2 separate regions of the Homo sapiens genome follow, and region 1 is linked to region 2. Evidence: chromatin contacts called from ENCODE Hi-C or POLR2A ChIA-PET data. All regions are on one chromosome and are shown on one strand. The core of a region is the stretch at or near the end of the contact, and the rest is flanking DNA. Distances in the headings are between cores, read along the strand shown.

Region 1 (5,279 bases), core at 2,148-4,647, 610 kb before region 2:
TTTTCTAAGTGGCCTCAGGCTTTGTGTGGCAGGATCTGAGAAGAACCTCCTCTTTTCTAGGAAAACATTCCCAGTGTCAGGAAAATTTATGAGGCAGAAAGGGCTGAAGTGAGCTGTCAGAGGAAAGGAAGGGCCCATATGGTGGAGAGGAACCTTCACATATATTGTCATCTCTCCAGAGGAGTTAAGTTTCTCCAAATTTGTGGTCCCTCTAACTGCACAGGAATTAAATTACTCTGCAGGATTCCCAAGCAATTATCCCTCCTCACAAAGCAGAGCCTGTCCTTTCAGGACCCAATCAAGCGACCACAAATCAAAGATAGCTTGGACTTGTTCCACTAATAGCATGGAAAGCCTGCTGAAGTTGCTTGAAAAGAGAAGTGGTTCAGATATCTCTGGTCTCACAAGAAAAGCTTCTGTAATGTCAGATTATGGTTTCCAAATGGCTAGGTGGAGAGGGGCATCGCATTTCTCATAATGAGAAGTTATTTATTGCACCACAGAACCAACACTCTTCCCCTTGCTCACTTGCACAAGATAAGATGAAGAGTCCTTTCAAGTTGAATCCAGTCTCAAAAGAAAAGCAACACATGCACTCCCAGCTAATGTTTGGTTTTTAATTCTGGTGTGTAGGGAAGGAGTGTGGGGGCTCCCTCTGCGCGTGGCCTGAGGAGCTCTGCAGGGCTCTGTTGCCCCAGCCTCTAATGCTTGGAGCTGGACTCATTGTTCCTGTGTTAGAGTTTAGTGGAGGAGGCAAACATTAATTAGATCAGATACTATTTTAGAATATAGGCACTGCTCAAATGCTCCAGAACAGGCCTCAGAACAATGACAAAGGCCTTGAGGGGTTGCATTTGAGCTGGTTCTTGCAAGAGCAATAGAGAGAACTGGACAGGAGGACTAAATTCTTAGTTATGGAATTCAGTTACAGTTACTTTGATTCTGAAGTCAAAGGTACAATCTTTTTGGTTAAGGCATCTTTTCGGCTATAGGAGTTTCCAAGAGAGTCTCTATCAAAATATTAAGAACCTGTGCTGTTTGCCATCAATCTAACAGAAGCCCTTCTTTCTTCACGGAACTACTTCCTCCCGGTGTCCTTGCTGATGGCCCGGAAGGAGCTGCCAATCCCAGAACTCTGCATCCTGGCCATGGGGAGAACATGTGTCCATCCCTCTGGCTACAGTGATTGGTTCAGGGATGGGCACATGGCGGAATCTGGACCAATCAGAGGCTTTCCTAGGATTGTTTTAAAAGAAGTTGGTGGTGAGGGCTTTTTGGCTCAGGGAGTCTGGAGGGATGGGAATCTGGAGGGATGGGAATCTAGAGCTCCCAGAGGCTATGTTTGTGGTCACACAGAGAAAACTCATCTCTACTGGAGAGAATGAGAGAGGAGAGACAGAGAAAGAGGGATCATCATGGCACTGAGGCTGGATTCTAGTTACTGGGAGCCCAGGTATGTGTGTGGATGTTCCACTATCCTTCCAATAAAGCCCCATTTTAATTAAACTTATTTGTATTGGGCTTTGATATGGTTTGGATCCGTGTCTTCACTACATCTCATGTTGAGCTGTAATTCCCGTGCTGGAGGTGGGGCCTGGTGGGAGGTAATTGGATCATGGGGGCAGATGTCTCACGAATGGTTTGTCACCATCCCCTTGGTGCTGTTCTCATGATGGTGAGTGAGTTCTCGTGAGATCTGGCTGTTTAAAAGTGGGTGGCTCCTCCCCCACGTCCTTCTCTTGCTTCTGCTCCTGTCATGTGAGATGCCTACTCCCCTTTCACCTTCTGCCATGATTGGAAGCTTCCTGACGCCTCCCTGGAAGCAGATGCTACCATGCTTTCTGTACAGCCTGCAGAACCATAAGCCCATTAAACCTCTTTTCTTTATAAATTGCCCAGTCTCAGGTATTTCTTTATAGCAATGTGAGAACAAACTCATACAGGTTTCAGCCACTCTCAAGAAAGAATAATCTAACTGATGGACTCATCAATGTGCCTGTTTTCTCTGGTTTTCAGTAAACACCATTCCCAGATGGGCAAGAGAAGTTCTGCTGCTGGTCTGGCACTGCTGGCTTCAGAGGCACTGCTGTACCCATGTTTGGGCTCAGAGATGTCAGAGGCCTCTGCTTGTCAGGAATGAAAGGGAGCTAAGGCAGAAGAGTAAAATGATGAAAACATCATGGCCAGATAGAAGCAAAACCAGAGAGCAGAAGTGTGGATTGTTCTTTCTGGGTTTTTATAGGTTTTGCCTGTTTGACTTTCCAATAAGGTTCTTTTGAAGAAAGGGTTGGGCAGCTAAAACAGTTTTTTATTCACTGGCTTAGAAGACCATTAGTTGCCTCCCCCAGTCTAAAATCCTTTATTATTCCACTTTCTTGGTCACCTGGCCTTTGCTGTGTTCACGGGAGGGACTGGCTCAGGCCAAGAATGTGGAGGGGGAGGGGGCAGGGAGGTGATCATGTGGATTGGAAATGGGACTAAGCTTACACCGAAAACTCACAGTGGCCTCAATTCCGTGTCCCCACTTCTGCAGGCCCCTGCTGAGATAAGCCTGGGAATAAGTCAGCTCTGGCGGAGTTTCCGCCTCAGCTGGCCACCCGGTCCTCGCTCTCAGTCTTTGATGCTCCATTGCAGTCAGAAGGGTATGTGTGGGCATGCAGGTGGTCTGCGGGTCTCAGTCCAGCAGGAAAGCAGCTGTTTGCCAAGCACAGGTGCTCTGAGGCCTAGGGGATCTGAAGAGCCTGCTGTGAGTGTGGTCAGATGTCAGGTCAGAGGCAGAGGTGGGAAAAACAGAGGAGAAGCACGTGGGGAAGGAGAATAATGAGTTCCTTCATGACTCTAAAGGCTCTCAGAGTCTGATTTTCAATTATAAATAATCCCAGGATCTGTTCAGAGCTCAACAACAGCCCCTAGTGCCCTGCAGCTGGGCAGAGCAGTCCACGTGGCTTTTTGGATCTTACGTGTGTGACAGCCTCCCGGTTCACAGCCTTTTGAAGTTGATGGAAGAGGCGTTCTGGAAACACAACTGAAAGACGTTTGTCAAACTGAAATCAAAGTTACAACCACATTTGTTTTCTGGGTTTTTGTGCAGATATGTTAACAAGGAATGTTGTGCTTGCAGTGGAGAACATCTGTTTTAGACAGCAATTATTTACTGAGCATCTAATGTGTGCCGGCATACCAGTCCAGCACCAGGTATTTGGGTAGAAGAGGAGGCCTGGAGAAAGAGTCATTGTCCCTGATTTTCATTTTAGTGGGGGAGGCAAGCACTATGATACTATGCTAGAATACAGGCCCTGCCGAAGTGCTCCAGAACCAGCCTCAGAGCAATGAGGAAGGATTTGAGGGCTTGCATGTGAGTTGGCTCTCGCAAGAGCAGAACTGGACAGGAGGACTGAATTCTGAGTCCTGGCGACAAAATTCAGGAAGCAAATGAGAATCCAGAAGTCCAGCACATAAGAGCCAGTGGAAGGGAAGAATCCAGCCGAGGCAGAGGTCTGTGGGGAGGGCCGTGCGTGAGCGGGTGGATCCAGCAAGGCCCACAGATCAGCAAGGAAGCCAGAGAGTGGGACGTTTTTGGTAAAACCCGCTGCTGGTGATGGCCTGGAAAGATGTTTTCTGAGAAAGCTTGGGCAGCTTGAATGCTGGGAGAGGGTGTGGTGGTCCCTGGGGCAGGAGACCCTTCTTTCTGACTCTGTAACCACAGCCCCGGTCTGCTTCATCACTCCGTGGGCAGTGATGGTCTGTGCCCAAAACGCTGTGATTCGAAAAGAGATAATTTGCAGGCAACATGAAGAAGTCCCAAAAAAGACAGTATTAGAAGAAAATGTCCTTCAAGAGTTTTAATGTAGGTGGAGAGAAGGCAGGATGGAATTCAAAATCATGTTTTGAAAGGACATGGTGTCCTTTCAAAGCTCCAAGCGTTGCTTTGCTGTGCTCTGGGCATGCCTTGGGCTGGATGGGAAGAAAAGTGAAAATAAAGTGTGTGTGCATACATGCATGTGCACGTGTGTGTGTGTGTGTGTGTGTGTGGTGTTTTCTAAAATATCAGAGGACAGGATGTCTGACAAAAGACTCTTGTTAAATGTGTTGTTGAATTAAGTTGCCTTGGAAAGAATTTCTAAAAAAGCTTTCAGAATCAACACTTCTCAGTTTCTCAGCAAGGATTTTGCCAGAGCAATAGAAAAAGACATTACATTGTTCCCAATTCAGTTCTAGCACTCTCTTTTTTTCCTTGCATACTGTCTTCACAGGAAGGAAAAAGTTGTCTAAGGGAGGAAGACTCAGGGCGTTGCATCGGGACTCCCCGTTCTCCTCTAAATCCTACCTCTTACGATTCTTTTCAACTCTTTTTCCAAACTTTTAAAGGCTTTGTGGACTTCTTAGAAACCGAAAGTTCCCAAGAATAGAATACGTGTCCACTGGAAGTCCCCGTAGGTGCCCAGGGCTGGCGGGACTCTCTTGGTGGTGTAGGACCTTGCTTGGATGTTGAATGTGTGGGAAGGACACCCACAGGGGGAAACCCAGGATGGTGGACGTGGGGCCAAAATATGCAGCAGCTGCAAAGGATCTGGGTACTTGGCTCTACTGCCCTCTAATGTGAGAGAAGCCCAGATCAACACGGGAGGGAGTGGGCGTTAGACAACCTGCAAAGAGACAGATCTGAGAGGTGCGGCTCCCCGTGGACTTAGTGTCTTTCAGTGAAACCACCGTTCACTCCTGAAGATCTGAAGATGGAGGAAGTTTTTCCCATCCTACTCTCCCCTTTTAATTTCCTAAGCAAAATATCATTTCATCTTTCTCAGTCCATCTTTTGTGTCTGATGAATGGATTGAGCTAGATAATCTCTAAGGTCTTTCCAGCACTAACCTCCTATGCAAGGTTGGCTGCATAATTTGCAGGGCCTGAAAATGCAAGGCCCTCCTTCGAAAATCAAGGAAAAATGATGTGAAAATTACTAAAACATAAAATTCCTTCCTTTCCTCTGTACTTTCCCTCTCGACTTGTCATGAAGTTTTTAAAATTTATTGTTGTTCTAAGAAAAGAAAAATTAAAATTTAATGATATTAGCATAAAATGGCAATTTTAAATGTAAATAGAAGAACATTTAAATTTTACGCAGAATCACTAAAATTATACAATTTATATTTCTCAGTTTGTACATTCATATATATTTTGTGTTTGCCAGAACAATGGAAATGCTATACAAAATGAGCTCAGATTGTTTTCATTTCATTTTTTTGTATGAGGACTTTCTACCAACAGTCTGTACCTTTGAC
Region 2 (5,709 bases), core at 3,207-5,706:
TTCAGGTTGGCAGTCCTTGAGTTATCAAATCGGCAGTGGCTACAGAATGCAGCTATGGCTGGAATCCTAGCTCCTCCACATTTTGGGTGATTGACTGGAGACACAGGCTTCATCTAAGACTGCTTCCTAAGAGGTATGCTCTGAGCATTACATGCCTGCCTGGCCCACAGAAAGCACTCATGCTAGCTAGTACTCTTCACAGGTGTAAATTATTTAGAGAACAAAGCATTTCAGATTTGTCACTTTCCAGAGAGCCTCTGTAGACTTGCTCTAGGGTTTGGCCCCCGGGAGCAAGTCAACCTGGCTCTCATGATGGAAAGTCTAGCAGGGGTTATGGATTTAACACTTGTGAATTTGAAGTTCACTGTGGGCCATGTGTTGTGGGAGGCAAAAGATGAATAAGCTCATGCCCACAGAAGAGCTTTCAGCCTAGTTAGAGGGAAATCATTCAACAAATATATTTGTAGTAACACATATACAAATAACGCAAGGATGTTGGTAGTGGAAGTAGATTGAGAGTAGAATGACGACTACCAGATTCCACATATAGCCAGTGCTGGTATCATACAGAAAAGCCATGTTTCAGCCCATCCAAGGAACGTGGATTATTGTAGACAGCCCTAGCAGGGTGGCAGAATAGCATGGAAGTCCTGTATTTGTCCCTTTACCCCATCAGAGAACTTGAGAATGTGGCCTAAAGGCAAATGGCTAGGAACTTTGCCCTCCAAGGTAGTATGGGTTAAATGACCATAATCTGAATTTCTGGACAGTGTCAGCTTATTATTTGGGATCATTTGAAATTACCATTACCAGAACTGGAGTACTGCATAGAATAATTGCTGACTTAAATATTAATATTTTGTGAGCAACTGAGAGCAAGTTCCTTGCTTTTGAGCAGAGATTAGAATGAATATCCTGGCTGAATACTGCTGAAAACTTCAGAGTCAAGTTCTCTTCCTGTATTGATATTGTCCTTGCAGCATCACAGACCAAGTCAGATCCATTAGTTATGGAAACACGTGAGCAGTTCACAGCAATGGCCTTATCAGAGATTCACATCCATGAAACTAGAGTGCCTGCCTGGGTGCTTCTGACCAGCCCTGGTGCCATGTACAACACGTCCTGATAAATGAACCAGGCATGAGAGGACTTGCCCTCCTCCTGCCTTGTTGTAACTGCCAGAGTTCTATGTCCACATTGAGTCTTCCCCAGTAACTCATTTTTATAGGAAAAAAGGTCCTAATGGCCTCTGTTCAAAAGTGCAGACTTGGTGCTATGTGAGGTGGACCTTCTGTCTTCCAATTTTGCTTCTAAGAGATCTTTCAAATTAGATCCCATAAAAATGAGACGTGTACACAAATTAGCACTGAGTCTCACATATGGTATTTGTGGGTCTGTATATAATCAGGGTTGTAAAAGAACAATAAATTCAAGCTGTAGCTGAATCACAAATGAAAGTCCTTTAAAATAATGGAAGGTGAGATGTATCAGACTTTGAATGGGTCTTTAAAATACCGCCTGCTCGTTCTGGCTAAGTTCATTTGCATAACAGAGCTCAGCAGCTGGGGAGCCAGCTAATAGAGTTTCATAGTCTTGAAGCTTAGAGCTATGTCCTCAGTTTAGATGATATGGGGAGAGGGTAAGAATCTAAAAATAGAAAAGGCATCTTCTTATCTTCTCAAATGGGTGGAGTTAAACAGACTGAAAATATGAAAAGCATCCCCTTCGGGTTACTGGGTGCTTCTGGTTACACTGATTTCCGCCTTAGAAATTCAGCATTGAACTTAAATGAAAATCTAACACTATGGGGTTTTTTTCCCCTTCAATTTTAAAATTATTCAGAGAAGCACTCCTACAGAGGTTTGTAAAAGGATTGACATGAGCGTCCACATTGTAGTAATATTTTAGTGTTTCTGATCCCAAAGATTGGCTGGTCATTTCTATATTAGTAAGAAGACTGCCGTGTTCAAAGAGAAAGCTTCTTCAAGGGAAAGTCCGTGTGCGTTTTTCTATGGAAAAGTGACATGGGACTACAAGGAAATTGGCAGTGATCGTGTTCCCATACAGGAAACTCAGAATAAATGGGAACGTGAACACCTCCCTTCACGCACTGTCAGGGAGGCGCAGGGTAACCGCCCTCCCCTCTGTGAGAGCTTCATCCCATGGCCATACTTGCTGTCCCCTCCCCACCCCAGCCCATTCCATCTTTTGAGAAACCTGAGCTGTTACTTGGAGGAGCCAAAATCTTTCCTTGTAGTTTCTGCTTGGTAGCTCTAGGGCCTCCCAGAACAAGTTAATTCCTTTTCATTACAATTAAATGAATCCTTCAGATCCCTTAAGATTAGTTTTCTCTTTCTATGAGTTCTCTTTAAGCTGCTCTATTCCTTCAGCCTCTTCTCACATGTCCTAATCGAGCTCCTTCACTTCCTCCCATTTGCCTCCCTCTGAACATGCGGGGACATGTTCCAGGTAGCCTTTATCCCTTCTAAATGTGGAGCCTAGGATCATGTTCTGGGCGCTTGGCACAGTGGAATTATTATCTTCTGGTTGGCAGCAGAGAGACATAGCCCACAGATGGTTGGGGGTAGGGAGGCGGCGGAGGGTACTTGGCCGAGTCATCATCCTCCCCTAGGACTGTTGGTTCCAACATGCAGGAGGAGTCGCTGGATACTCTGGCATGGGGCTCAGATGGTGCAGTAGTGCAGTGGTGCCGTGACTGGCCGCATAGTGCGACTGTGCTGAGGCAAAGCGAAAAGTGATCAGAAGCTGGAATGTCCCTGAAGGATGTGACAACCGAGCCAGAAAGGGGAAGTCGGATGCAGGCTCACTTCCTGCAAGGAGGAGAAAAGAACAGAGCCGCAGGTCCCTGGGGGCAGTAGCACCCCTCAACCCACCTGCCCATTTTTATACATGTGTGTTTTAAATTAACACTGCAACCTGTTTTGCAGGATGCAATTTTTTTTTTTTTTTACTTTTTCTCTCCACTAAGAATTAATCTAAAAACAATTAGTAGGCAAACCAAACATTCCTTTAAAATAAATGGAATTTTAAAAATATCCCAACTCCTTGGTTCTTTTCAGAGTCCTGTAAGTTGCCAGTGCATCAACTCTAAGTAACTTAGGAGCTGATTTTTCTGTCTGTCATTTTTTAAAACCGCTTGATTTTCCCTTCCTCCTGGCTGCTGCCCTGTTTTGATATTTTCAGCATCATTCTGTTTGCCAAAAAGATGGTAAGAAATGAAGCAAAGCACCGCTTCAGTTTTTTTCTTAACCAAATTATTTATTACTGCTGTGATTATTTCTATCATTATCACTGTCATTTACGCTTCAGTCAGTCACAAGAAACTAGAATTGTCTAGCCTAGTGCAACCCGGCTCTCTTCCTTCCTTATAAAAACCAGGGCCGTAGCTTCCTCTCCGGTCCTTTTGTGTATTGAAACTCTTGGATTTCTCACACAACCTGTAAGGGAGCATGTCCGTTCTCAGCAGCACTGTGCCCACCTGTCTGCCTGCCACATGTGTTCTCTCTGACCTGCCACATGACTGACTGGCAAGCTGGACCCTTTTGTTGGCAAATCTTTTCTCTCTAGTGCCCCAGGAACTAGAGCATTTGTTTTTAAAGGAATCTAACTTCTGAGATGAATGTTATCTCCAGTGTTATCTATGAAGGGAAAGAGGAACAAACCATGATCCAAGAACTAGGAGAAAGTTTGTGGAACTAGAAAGAAACCAGGAATAATTGTGGGAAGTTCAAATTTCAGGGTCAAGGTTTTTGAGAAAGGGCTAACTATAAGAACCTTTGTCTGTCTTTTAAGATTTAGGTAAGATAGTGGGAGTAGAGAAATGCAAGAAAACTAGAGAGCCAGGCATGGTGAGGCTCATCTGTAAGCCTAGCTGCTCGGGAAGCTGAGGCAGGAGGATCACTTGAGGCCAGGAGTTCAAGACCAGCCTGGGCAACATGGCAAGACCCCTTGTTCTAAAAAAAAAAAAAATTGTTTTTAATTAGCTGGGAATGGTGTTGTGCACCTGTAGTCTCAGCTACTCAGGATGCTGGGGCAGGAGGATGGCTTGAGCCCAGGGTTTCGATGCTGCAGTGAGCTGTGATCATGCCACTGCACTCCAGCCTGGGTGACCACATGACTTGACCCTTGGTTGCAGGAAAGGGGTTCAAGATGAGGAAAGGACAGACACGAGTGAATGTGCTCAGCACCCTCAGATGGCTCAGTGCCCACAGGTTAATGCTGGTGTTGAGAGTTTTGACTGAGACAGAAAGCTAAAATTCTCTCATCTGGGTTGTGGAACACCCAGGAGGGCCCGCTCCCTAGTTGTAGTCTGGTAATTCGCTTCCGGCCTGTAAGCCTTTCCTGTTTAGCTCCTCCTTTTCTCTTTTCCCAGCATCCCTTCCTCCAAGCAGATCCTTCTTCCTTCTGGGCAGAACGCAAAGCCCTGGGGTTCCCCTGACTCATGCTGACTGTTCTGATGTGTTGGTCATTCACCAGCAGTCTCCTGGAACCCAGGTGTCTTCTATTTTCTTTTTTTTTTTTTTTTTTTTTTTTTTTGAGAGGGAGTCTTGCTCTGTCACCCAGGCTGGAGTGCAGTGGCACGATCTTGGCTCACTGCAAGCTCCGCCTCCCGGGTTCATGCCATTCTCCTGCCTCAGCCTCCCAAGTAGCTGGGACTACAGGCGCCTGCCACCAGGCCCGGCTAATTTTTTGTATTTTTAGTAGAGACGGGGTTTCACCGTGTTAGCCAGGATGGTCTTTATCTCCTGATCTTGTGATCTGCCCGCCTCGGCCTCCCAAAGTGCTGGGATTACAGGCTTGAGCCACCATGCCCGGCCCCAGGTGTCTTCTTAAAATGATGAGGAGGGATGGGATTTCAAGTCATGGCATATAGGCCCATTCCATCATCAAAGGTTATCTGTGTGTGTCACTAGTCACCCTTGCACAAGTTGCTGTCCTCACGGGCCCAGGCGATTCCACCTGCCTGCACTTCCCTCCTCGCTCATGCCCTGGCCAGCAGCTCCTCCTGCATCCTCTCCCACCTGTTGAATTTTCTCACTTTCCTTTCCGACTACAAATGTTTCTCTTCTGAGATCTCTTCCCTTTTACAAAGTACAGATCCATGCTGCCTCTTTGGTGAAGGCCTGATCACAGAAGCAAAAAGTGATCTGTCCCATAGCCAGGGTCAGGGGAGACGTGGCTCAGGCCTTTTGTGAAGTCTTCATATACCCACACACTGCCATTGCAGATGCTGCTTTTAGACACATTTTCCTGATGTTTGTGTTATGATCAGTAACTCATAGTAGGCTTTTCAGGACCTAACAGCCATGTATAAAATTGGCTCTCCAGGAAAGCCTAATCTGAGCCCTGCATACACATTTATATATTTGTGATTTAAAAAAAAATAGCCAGTTCATTAACATGATTTGAAAATCCAAAATCATAAAAGGATAGTGAAATTTCTTTGCCACCCTGTTCCCCTTCCATCTACTTCCCCTCTCTGTGGACAGTCACTATTATTACTTGTGTGTTTCCAGAAATACTCTATAGATAAGCCAGTACAAATATAAATACACGCATTTGCACCTCTTTTTTTTTCCTTTGATGATGTACATCTTTGGGCTCTTCTCGGATGAGCATATTAAGCACTTCTTCATCCTTTGTTAGATCTGAGTAGTATTTATTTGGAAGGATACGCTTAACTGAACC

The links. Hi-C counts contacts between places; a loop is a spot of excess contacts on that map. ChIA-PET counts read pairs that join two places held with the same protein, here RNA polymerase II (POLR2A). Pooled maps may share reads with other maps.
Region 1: a pooled map shows a loop between it and region 2 (4-fold over the local background). The contact joins two enhancer-like sites. A Hi-C loop is called at or near these places in 1 of 37 single-sample maps with no recorded cell type and 3 of 50 pooled maps. POLR2A ChIA-PET finds 5 or more read pairs at or near these places in 1 of 52 experiments (T-cell).

What each region holds. Positions count from the first base shown.
Region 1 is chr2:38,259,894-38,265,172 of GRCh38, reverse strand. No RefSeq gene overlaps it. Among named protein-coding and RNA genes, the nearest start is that of ATL2, 110 kb to the left of the region's middle. Within about 2 kb of position 3,397, at least 3 of the 41 ENCODE cell types and tissues checked have a DNase peak (open chromatin) inside an H3K27ac peak, as active enhancers do.
Region 2 is chr2:37,651,023-37,656,731 of GRCh38, reverse strand. The region is part of intron 1 of CDC42EP3 (CDC42 effector protein 3); the gene reads left to right. Among named protein-coding and RNA genes, the nearest start is that of CDC42EP3, 18 kb to the left of the region's middle. RefSeq lists enhancers at 207-326, 1,724-1,783, 2,451-2,660, 4,283-4,472. Within about 2 kb of position 4,456, at least 22 of the 41 ENCODE cell types and tissues checked have a DNase peak (open chromatin) inside an H3K27ac peak, as active enhancers do.